2 separate regions of the Homo sapiens genome follow, and region 2 is linked to region 1. A link is an interaction called in ENCODE POLR2A ChIA-PET data of the cell type or tissue named here. Cell type or tissue: OCI-LY7. All regions are shown on one strand.

What was found. ChIA-PET counts read pairs that join two places held together with the same protein. Peaks named below come from ENCODE experiments on the same cell type or tissue, not always from the same donor. Only the 100,000 strongest peaks of a DNase experiment are listed, where the experiment ranks them.
Region 2: POLR2A ChIA-PET joins it to region 1 with 14 read pairs; 2 of 35 experiments call an interaction of 5 or more read pairs at or near these places.

What each region holds. Positions count from the first base shown.
Region 1 is chr1:200,751,902-200,754,401 of GRCh38, reverse strand. The region is part of intron 1 of CAMSAP2 (calmodulin regulated spectrin associated protein family member 2); the gene reads right to left. Among named protein-coding and RNA genes, the nearest start is that of CAMSAP2, 14 kb to the right of the region's middle. In OCI-LY7, no CTCF peak of the experiment used is centred here; no DNase peak of the experiment used is centred here.
Region 2 is chr1:201,018,094-201,020,593 of GRCh38, reverse strand. The region is part of intron 1 of KIF21B (kinesin family member 21B); the gene reads left to right. Among named protein-coding and RNA genes, the nearest start is that of KIF21B, 4.4 kb to the left of the region's middle. RefSeq lists enhancers at 654-753, 859-1,153. In OCI-LY7, no CTCF peak of the experiment used is centred here; DNase peaks (open chromatin) are centred at 293 and 993; H3K4me3 peaks cover 1,513 bases; H3K27ac peaks cover 2,500 bases.

The DNA of each region.
Region 1 (2,500 bases):
GTGGAAAAATAATTTTATAATGGAGAAAACTACAGATACCACTTTGACCAGGTGATCAAAGTTAACATCACCTATACTGGAACAAACATTATGTGTCCCCTGATATGATTTACTGAGACTACAACATCTCTTCTGCAGTAGTCTACCAGGCTTCTATAACTTGAACCTTATCAAACTTGAATAAAGAAACCTTAAACAAATCCAAATTTAGAGACATTCTATAAAATAACAGGCATATTGTTCTTATAAGATTAAACAGTACATTTTAATAAAGGAAAAAAATCAACATAATGCTCAGACATTTTGCAGGTACTGGGAAGGAAGACTTCCCACGCCTCCCCTGCCTTCCTGGCATCACTGTGTATGAAGGAGTATGTCAAGCTGTTCTGATCTTGGAAGAAATGGGGGTAAGGAGACTTTCATCTGTCTGAATATCTTTGCTCTGGGGCTGCCTGGCTGCCACGTGATTTGTCTCTGGGTACCTCTCAGGCACCCTTGCCCAAGTCTTCTGTGGAATGCAGGGATGGTACTGTGCAGAGAGGCAACACGGCACATCTGCTGACAGAGAGACAACTGGTGGTCGTGGTAGTGGCAGTGACAAGCAAGAGGAGTACAGAGTGGGTCTGCCAGAGGGGAGCAGGGAAGAGTGAATGGAAGAGAGGGAAGAAGGGAAGTACGAAAGAGGGAAGAAAGCCAAAAGATAGGGTGCACCAGAGGGCAGAAGTAGTAGGGGTTTAGGAGATGGTCTCCAGTTCCTGGGTCTCCATCAGCTCTTGTTTGAGGGCAGGACTCTGTGTAATTTGTTTTTTTCCTACTGTCTAGGTATTCCTATCAATACCAGCACCCATGTAAGGATCTCATCATTGTCCCAGTCATTTGAACCAAGGGTGGAGGGGGACATCTGCTAAACCAGGGCCCAGCACTCCAGAGTAAAGAGGAACACAAAGAAGGAGGCACCCAGTCAGCTCCTGCAGAGAACTGGCTGCTTGTACCAGACACACAGGCAAAAGTTTGGCAAGAGCTAAGACAATGCCTAAGGAAGGGGCTTGATATCCAGCCAGCACACAGCTAAGGGTGCTCTATCTTTTTTTTTTTTTTTTTTTGAGATGGAGTTTTGCCTCTGTTGCCCAGGCTGGAGTGCAGTGGCACAATCCCAGCTCACTAAAACCTCTGCCTCCCAGGTTCAAGCAATTCTCCTGCCTCGGCCTACCGAGTAGCTGGAACCACAAGCACGGACCAAGTAACTGGAACTACAGGCACACACCACTTAGTAGAGATGGGTTTTCACCTTGTTTGCCAGGGTGGTCTCAAACTCCTGACCTCAAGTGATCCGCCCACCTCAATCTTCCAAAGTGCTGGGATTACAGGGGTGAGCCACCACACCCAGGCTGGTGCTCTATCTTCAGAAGTGTTAATATCATTAAAGACAAAGGCAGACTGAAGAACTATTCCAGGTTAAAGGAGACTTAAGAGACATGACAACTAGGCCAGGCACGGTGGCTCACGCCTGTAATCCCAGCACTTTGAGAGGCCGAGGCGGGTGGATCACAAGGTCAGGAGATCGAGACCATCCTGGCTAACACGGCAAAACCCCGTCTCTACTATAAAATACAAAAAATTAGCCGTGCGTGGTGGCGGGCACCTGTAGTCCCAGCTACTTGGGAGGCTGAGGCAGGAGAATGTGTGAACCTGGGAGGTGGAGCTTGCAGTGAGCTGAGATGGCGCCACTGCACTCCAGCCTGGGCGACAGAGCGAGACTCCATCTCAGCAAAAAAAAAAAAAGGAGACATGACAACTAAATGCAAAGCATGATCCTGAATTGGGAAATAAAATAGCAATAATGAAAATCAACATAATTGGCAAATCTGAATACGGGCTGTGAATCAGATAAGAGTATCACGTCAAGGTTAAATTTCCCAATTTTTTTTCTTATGAATTATGAATTTTACTAAGTGATTACACAAAGACATATAAGAGTGTTAATTGTAGTGCTGCTTATTGTAGCAAAATATTAGAAACCATCTATATATATTAAAATAAGAACCAGGTTAATAATTTACAGTATAGATACATTAAGCAATATTATATGCTCAGTAAAGTTACATATCACAGAAGGAATCTATATTTACCTGAAGAAACTGTGCTCAAAATGTTAAAAATCAGATTAAAAATAATATAATTCTTTTGTAAATAATAATTATGTGTACACATGTAGAGAAAGAACTCTATGGTCATTTTTAATGCTTTTTTTCCCCCAACGGTCATGCATTAATGTTTAATTTAAAGTGAAAGATAAAATTAAAAAAATACATTTGGATTTGTAGCCCAGACCTCCCCTTTGAGCCACAGATTATGTTTGTGATATCTTCCCTTGTATGCTTTACAGGCATTTCCAAGTTAATGTGGCCCATGTTGCACACAATAAGTCTGCCCCAATCCAGTGCTTCCACGTCAGTAAACCACAACTCTGCTATTTCCAAATGAGTCAACTGAGGCTCAG
Region 2 (2,500 bases), 270 kb before region 1:
CCCCACCTTGTGGCCTCCCCAGCTAGATGGAATCTGGCCCATCTGTCCCTGAACCCAGGCTAGTCGGCTTTGCACCAAGGGATTCCCAGGCTGGCCTCTCCAGCCTGCCCTGTGATCCCTTTATCCATTAATCCCCTTGTACTGTAAAGATTCTCAGCTTCCTGGGCTGGACTAGAACTGGCAGTCACCTGGGGGAGGAGGTGTGTAGCAAGGCTAGAGAGAGGTGGGGCGGAGCTGTGACCTGCCCCAGGCTGCAGAGATATAGGCCTGACAAATGGGGCGAGAAAGGGGTAGCTGTTAAGAAATGCAAGTTGGCAAAGTTGAAATTGGGGAAGGAAGCTAAGTCACATGGCAAATTTGTTTAAGACCCTTTCAAGTCCCCAGCTCTGAGCCCCCACCATGAGGGGAGACCTCAGTGTTGCCTAGCCCCCTCCCCTCTTATCTCTGCCTGGCTTCCCTAAGCTTCCTTCCTTTAGTCTGCTTGGCGGTGCTTGGCCAGCCCAGCATCCATCTGTTGATACTACAGGGTTAAGTAGGGGATAGGTAGGGGTTTGGGGGGGATCCAAGGGACCCAAGGGACAATGTTAGATTGCACCCCAGCCCTCTCCCATTTGGGTTCTCTAGCTGCAGTTATTTCCCTAGTTCTAGGCTACTCTGAAATCTTGGTCAATGACTGTCTGAATTTTGAACCAAGAGCAGTGGTGGCTTGGGAGAGAAAGACTGAAGAAGACAGAAGAAACTGTGGGGGAATGGGTATTTGGGGTGCCTTCCGAGTCCCAAAGCCAGTCAATGCCAATCAATGCCACCTGTGTCCAGTTTACAGATCTCAGAAACTGAGGCCCATACAGGGCCTCATGTGGGCTGTGTGGAGACCTGAGAATCTTGGTGGTGGCCTCCTGCTGCAGAAATAGGGTTTATGTCATCATAAGGAAGTGGAGTGTAGTAACCACAGGCCCCGGAAACCTCCCCCTCCACCACCCAGCCTGCCTGCCTGATTGGATCTCAGCTTTTGAAAACCTCCAAGTGGAGGTGAGGCGGGGCCCAGGCCTGGGCCAGGGAGGTGGCAGAGGTGATATGTGCCTGGCATGCTTATTTTTGCAACCCTGGGGGCAAAGGGCAGGGCAGGAACTGATGCAATTCATCCACTGGCTTCGTCATGGGGCACCTTCCCTGTTTGTCTTTTGTGGGCCTCAGTTTTACCCACTGGAAAATGGGAACTGCTGTGTTCTGGTTTGTTCATTTGTGAAGAGCAGTGGCTTGGAGGAAGACGGACATAAAATCTTTGGAGGGAACAAAATGCAGAGTAGATTCCTGAGGAATTGAATATAAATAAAATGTTTTTTTAAAAAAAATGGGTCCTAGGCCAGGCGCAGTGGCTCATGACTGTGATCCCAGCACTTTGGGAGGCTGAGGCAGGTGGATCACAAGGTCAGGAGTTCAAGACCAGCCTGACCAATATGGTGAAGCTCCATCTCTACTAAAAATACAAAAATTAGACGGACATGGTGGCGCATGCCTGTAGTCCCAGCTACTCAGGAGGCTGAGACAGGAGAATCACTTGAACCTGGGAGGCGGAGGTTGCAGTGAGCTGAGATCGCACCACTGCACTCCAGCCTGGGTGACTAAGCAAGAATCTTTCTCAAAAATAAAATAAAATAAAATGGGCCCTAATGTAAGTGTACCTAAGAGATGTCTCTGTAGTTTAAGCTTTAGTGAACTATTTAGTAAATTGAATTCACCTCCAGTCCTTTGATTAATATATTAATTTAGAGCAGAATGCATGGTGTGGTGGAGAGGAGTATGAACCAGGAGGTGGCTAAGCACTATAATGTATTGAACACTTACTCTGTGCCTACAGCATCCCATTCAGCTGGCTAGGTGATTGATGTTATTCCCATCATATAGATGCACAAACACAGGTGGCAAATGGAGGAGGCTGGATTTGAACCCAGGGTATTCTCAGTTGTGAACACATGCTCTTCATGCAACTCTAAGCTGCCTCCTAATTGAGGTGCTAATTAGCTGTGTTCTTGAAGTCTCTATGCCTCAGTTTCTTCAAATGCTTTACTACACACAGTGGCCGTGAACATGAATGTGGGAAAGTGAAAATGGAAAGGCACATGGTGCTGTGCAGATGTGTGGCAGGGCTGAGGCTGTCCAGATTCTCCTGTATGGGATTGCTTAGCAGCATGGGGCTGCCTGGCACCACCATGGTCCTAGCTCCTAAATCCGTGCTGTCATCGTTTGTGTTTGGGGAGCTTCTCCAGCCACATTCTCCCTTTCTTAGATCACTGCAGCCATCCCTGGCATGTGTCTTCCTGCCTGAATTCCACCTTGGCACTCTCTCAGGAAGGATATTCTGGGGGCAGCCAAGTCTTTTGCTGGCCCCCCACCTCACACACACCAAAGGGCGGAACCCCATGTGTGCTAGGTCTCCTAGCCTTTCATTTTACCCTCTAGAAAGTATTGAGAACATTGAGGAGGAAAGCAATGTCTTCTG